Regions from separate parts of the Homo sapiens genome. Here region 1 is linked to region 2. A link is an interaction called in ENCODE POLR2A ChIA-PET data of the cell type or tissue named here. Cell type or tissue: MCF 10A. All regions are shown on one strand. Links, peaks and the distances in the headings refer to the core of each region. The heading gives the core; the rest is flanking DNA.

Region 1 (2,919 bases), core at 129-2,628, 210 kb after region 2:
CAAGTTCATCTACTATGCTCCTGAAGTTGTATTCACTCATTCAAGATTTATTGAGCACCTATTACTTGGCAAGTACTGTTCTGAGCTCTGGAGGATACAGCAACAAACACAACAGGCCACCTCTCCTTCAGCAGGGAAATCACTAGAGTCAAGGATATACGTGGGCCAGGGAGAGAAAGGGGCAAATGACTCCTGCCAATTCACTGCATATTTTAAAAAATTCATTTCCATTCCTTTCCCAAAGTAAGACAACACAAAGTAAAACTGAATACTCAGTGTCTCTGCAACCTGACATATTGCTCCTCATTCTCACCTCCATGCCTTTGTTACTCTTTGCTCTCCAACCTACTCTGCACTTGGGGATGAGGGGGCAGCAGTTAAGGTGGAGTAGAAAATGTTGGACTTGGAGTCAGAAGACTCCAGATCCGAGCAAGCTATTTCACCTCTCTGACCTTAGTTTCTTGTCTATGAGAGGGGCTCCTGACCACTGTACTACCTCTCTGTGATATACTCTTTTAGCAAAGACTTTCCCAGGGATCACTGGCTTAATATCATTAAATGTTCTCAAAGCCAAAAATTACCTTTTGAAGACTAGTTGGGACATTGTTGCCATAGCTTAAGGGAGAGGTATTGGAGGCTTGAGTTATAAATGTAAAAAAGGTAGTGATGGATTCAAGAGACAACACAGAAGTAGAAGCAACAGGATTTGGCAATTGATTGGATGTGGGCTGCAAGGGGTTGCAGAGGAGGATTCCCTATTTCTGCAGGTGGCTTGTAGCCTGAGTGACTGAGAGAACCACCTGTTCCAGGCTCATTAACTCTGTGAGGTTTGGGAGCTCTCTGTTCTTCCAAATAGAAAAAAAGCTTTGGCCCATATTCATTTTTAAATAGTAATGACTGTTCAGGGAATTGCAAACTCACTGCCTAAACTAACGTTTTCTTTTTATCACACAGCATTCCGGTGTCTTTCCATCCTCCCCTCCCTCTGGACTTTCTGATGAGCCCCAGTCTGCCTCTCCCTCACCCAGCTACATGTGGTCCTCAAGTGCACCGCCCCGTTACTCTCCACCCTACTATCCACCTTTTGAAAAGCCACCACCTTACAGTCCCTAAAGAGGAATGCCTGCTGGCTATTGAGATTATTGTGGCTTTTGTATTTCTGCTTCAGTGGAAGTGTGTAGGGTACAAAATTTAAAGTGTGACTCTTATGCATAAAGTTTTACAATGGCCTGCCAGGCTAGGGAAAGATAGGGACGAAGCTTATTCATTATTAGTGCAGAGCAGGGGTGGTCAGGCTGAACGCAGCACAGAAGGGCAGCTCACATTCTCTAAGCAAGACTGGGGAGCCAGCCCAGCAAGAAGCTTGTTTGGACTTGCATTACCCTATGCTCCACCTCTGTATTCAGCAGAAGTGTGGTTGCCATCTTTTTCACTTTATGTAAAGGAGTGTTGCCCTCGGGCCCTTGGCAGATTGCCACCCCAGCACCTAGGTTGAAGCACCTGGTTTATAGGCCCTATCTTTCCCTACCCCTAAAGTCAGTCCCTAAGGACAATTTCCCAGCTGATGGGGCTACACAGTAGTTCCAATACAGAGAGTTCTGGCTAAGATTTTGTTTGCTTGTGTCTGGATGTTGAAAAAGACTGCCCGTATCTCTTACTCCTTCCTTCTCTGTGAGTATTGTAAAAATGGCTGTTGTGATCACTCAGCTCAGCTTTTGTTATTGGTACCTCCTAAAGGGAAAAGTGCAATATTCTTGCATCTTCAGTAGTGGGGAACAGGATGTATTGTTCCGGAAACACTGAAATACACAGCAACATGTGAGATGTTTTAAGTAGATCACTTAGGAGACAGTGGTTCTACTACATGTTGCATTATTACAAAATACATTTGCTACAGGAGATATAAATCTTATGGTTGTAATTCAGAGTTTAAAAATGTTATAAATTAGGTTCTTGGGTCGTGATATGAATTGTTACTAATCTTTGTGACTATTTAATCTTCAAATATTGTGCTTAACCCCAGCAATCCGCACGTATCCTGCACCCCACCCCAAAAGAGTCATCTGTATTTTAATGCCACTGGTCTTATCGGTCCTTTTGTCTGTTGAGACCAGTCATGACAGCATTCAAGATTATGAAAGTGTTACAATGCCGCTTCAAGTCTGCAAAACCTCAAACGTAGCCAACTTGACAAATATTTAAGTGTTACGGCAGATTTAAAATCCATCTGGCACACCGTGGTAGGTATTTGTACAGTTCTTTTAATTACACATAGCTTTAAACCATCAACCTGATGAGTTTAAAGCTTTTGCACCCATGCCTTCACTTCAGAATGAACACCTTCATTGTGATCTTATGTTAACCTGAGAATTGATTTAAAGGAAGATTGATAATCCTATACTTTATAACGTAAAAATACAGGGGCTACAGGAGGGTACCTAATTAGACAGTTCTCCAAACACAGAACACACACTGGAAAATTTTCCGGCCAATTTTGCTACCTCCCAACTTGATGGATTAGAGGTAGCGCAAATGCTGGTGCTCCCATCTACCTTGTAGACACTTAGCCATCAAGAATCAAGGCACAAGAAGTGCACTCTCTCATTAACAGTAAATGTTTGCAAGATATTCAGTTTAACTTTCAGCATCATGAATGTTCTTATCCAGATTTTGAATCCGAAAAACTATAATCCTTTTATGTTATACAAAATTACTATGATTTTTTACAGTTCTGAGCATATTAAAATTCTACTGGATTTCAAAAAGAGACTAATACCCAACTGACTAACTAAACAAATATCAACTTGTAATACTCAATGAATTTTTTTGCCATTTACATTTGACCGTTGGCTTTAGTGAATGTCCATATTTAATTTTTTAAGGCACCATTACACAGTTTATCCTACATTTATCACATTT
Region 2 (2,919 bases), core at 212-2,711:
ACCCCGTCTGGCTAATTTTTGTACTTTTAGTAGAGACGGGGTTTCACCATGTTGGCCAGACTGGTCTTGAACTCCTAACCTCAGGTGATATACCCGCCTCGGCCTCCCAAAGTGCTGGGATTACGGGTGTGAGCCACCGCGCCCGGCCCCAACTAGTGTTTTAATTTCTAAGAAGCAACTTCCTGCTGTCAGCTATGTCCTATTTCCTCCAAATTGGGGGGAGGGGGAGAGATGTGTGTCATAATTTGTATGTGGAGAGGGAGATCAGATGCACGAAGGGGATGAAGTGACTTTCCTAAGGTCGCATAATAATCTGATGGCTGGCCGGGCGCTGTCCACACCTGTAATCCCACCACTTTGGGAGGCCAAGACAGGCAGATTACCTGAGGTCAGGAGTTCAAGACCAGCCTGGCCAACATGGCAAAACCCTGTCTCTACTAAAAATACAGAAAAAATTAGCCAGGCATGGTGGCACACGCCTGTAATCCCAGCTACTCGGGAGGCTGAGGCAGAAGAATCGCTTGAACCTGGGAGGCAGAGGTTGCAGTGAGCTGAGATCGCGTCGCTGCACTCCAGCCTGGGTGACAAGAGTGAAACTCCATCTCGAAAAATAAAAAATAAATAATAAATAATAATCTGATGGCTGAGTGGGTTCTAAAAATCTAGTTCAGCATCACAACTGCTGGCCAGATGAGCAATGCTTATCTTGTGGCACGTTTCCAGTTTTCAAAACAGTGACATAAGTCTAAATGGTTTATTAAAATTCTCTATCTCAAGTACCCAGGGACCCAAACACTGCGGAAGGCTGCAGGGTCCTCTGCCTAGGAAAACCAGAGACCTTTGTTCACTTGTTTATCTGCTGACCTTCCCTCCACTATTGTCCTGTGACCCTGCCAAATCCCCCTCTGCGAGAAACACCCAAGAATGATCAATAAAAAAAAAAAGAAAATAAAAATAAAGTAAAATAAAATAAAATAAAATAAAATAAAATTCTCTATAAAATAAAGTGGTGTTGTTCTATGATGCAATCCCTATACTAACCACATGGTGATGCTGCAGACAGATCTAGAGATTTGAGGAAAAGGTGTTTAAGAATATTTTTTATGTTTGTAAATTATAGTACAGCTACACAAAGATTATGCAGGCTTTTAAAAGAATGAGGTAAAGCTACAGATTTGTAAGAATAATCTTCAAAATATGCCACTAAGTGAGAAAAGTAAGTCACTAAACAATATCATATTTGTCTATTTTTTTAAAAAAGCATGTAAATATATATGCTGGTACATATATGATTTTTCTCTGCAGTGTAAAAAAAAAAAGACCAATAGCAGTTGTTACTTTGGGCAATGGGACTGGGGTCCAAAAGAGGGGAAATGGTGGCTTTTTGGATAACTTTTTTTTGGGAGGCGGGGCGGTTCAATGATTCTCCTGCCTCAGCCTCCCAAGTAGCTGGGATTACAGACAGGCATGTGCCACCACGCTTGGCTAATTTTTGTATTATTATTTATTATTATTATTATTATTGTATTATTAGTAGAGACGGGGTTGCACCATGTTGGTCAGGCTGGTCTCAAACTCCTGACCTCAGGTGATCTGCCGGACTCAGCCTCCTAAAGTGCTGGGATTACAGGCATAAGCCACCGCACCTGGCTCATAACATTTTAAATGATTTGATTTTTAATAATTTACATTAATTTAAAACTCATTATTACAAAAAAAATCCATTCGTTGTACAACTTTACTGCAGAAATTAATAAAAATCTCTTCTCCTTCATCTTTTGTTTTTGTTTTTGTTTTTTTTTTGAGACGCAGTCTTGCTCTGTCTCCCAGGCTGGAGTGCAATGGCACAATCTCGGCTCACTGCAACCTCTGCCTCCCGGGTTCAAGCAATTCTCCTGCCTCAGCCTCCTGAGTAGCTGGGATTACAGGCACCTGCCACCACGCCAGGCTAATTTTTGTATTTTTTTTTTTTTTTTAGTAGAGACAGGGTTTCGCCATGTTGGCCAGGCTGGTCTTGAACTCCTGACCTCAGGTGATCCACCCTCCTTGGCCTCCCAAAGTGCTAGGATTACAGGCATAAGCCACCATGCCCAGCCCTCCTTCATCTCTTAACCCCATTCCCCAGAGGACAGAGAGCCCCTGCTGAGAGTTTGAGATCTCATTACTCAGAATGTGGTCTCCAGACCAGCAGCATCAGATCACTAGGGAAGTTGCTAGAAATGCAGATTCTTGTGTCCTATCCCGGAGCTGTTGAACTTCACAGTGGGGCCTAGTAATCTGTGTTTTAATAAGCCCTCCAGTGGTTGTGATGCATAAACCATTTTGTTTTAGCAGATTGGATCAGATCTTTTGGCAGGGGAGGTTGAGAATACTACTGGCCAGGAGAACAAACAACTCAAAATGGCATGTTTCCATTTATCCAGAGAACTCTGGCTGAAGAGTTGGCAGCCCCTTGAGCCCACTGTGACCTCGCTGTGGGGTTGAGCGATGACCATACTGTCATCCAGACAGTAGATATTAAAGGTATTATCCAGAAAAAAGGGACATGCCAGAAGGAGAAAGGAAAAAGAGGGAGGGTAGGAGAAACTAAAAAAAGGATGAGTAGGGAAAGGAAAAATGGGGCAGATAAAAAGATAATGCAAATTTAAAAAGTAAAGATTTTTGGTGGCAAATAGATGACACCAATACCTCAGGGGCACTCATTTATTTATTTTTATTATTTATTATTATTATTTTTTGAGACAGGGTCCCACTTTGTCACCGAGGCTGGAGGGCAGTGGCGCGATCTTGGCTCACTGCAAACTTCGCCTCCCTGGTTCAAGCAATTTTTGAACCTCAGCCTCCCGAGTAGCTGGGTTTAAAGGCATGTGCCACCACACCCAGCTAATTTTTGTACTTTTTGCTAGAGATGGGGTTTCG

Evidence for each region. ChIA-PET counts read pairs that join two places held together with the same protein. Peaks named below come from ENCODE experiments on the same cell type or tissue, not always from the same donor. Only the 100,000 strongest peaks of a DNase experiment are listed, where the experiment ranks them.
Region 1: POLR2A ChIA-PET joins it to region 2 with 5 read pairs; 4 of 35 experiments call an interaction of 5 or more read pairs at or near these places.

The regions. Positions count from the first base shown.
Region 1 is chrX:120,259,064-120,261,982 of GRCh38, reverse strand. It overlaps TMEM255A (transmembrane protein 255A), which reads left to right. Exons shown (of 9, transcript NM_001104544.3): 9 at 955-2,919. The coding sequence ends at 1,113. Among named protein-coding and RNA genes, the nearest start is that of ZBTB33, 9.7 kb to the right of the region's middle. In MCF 10A, for the core only: no CTCF peak of the experiment used is centred there; a DNase peak (open chromatin) is centred at 1,412.
Region 2 is chrX:120,473,759-120,476,677 of GRCh38, reverse strand. No RefSeq gene overlaps it. Among named protein-coding and RNA genes, the nearest start is that of LAMP2, 5.9 kb to the right of the region's middle. In MCF 10A, for the core only: a CTCF peak has its summit at 1,063; no DNase peak of the experiment used is centred there.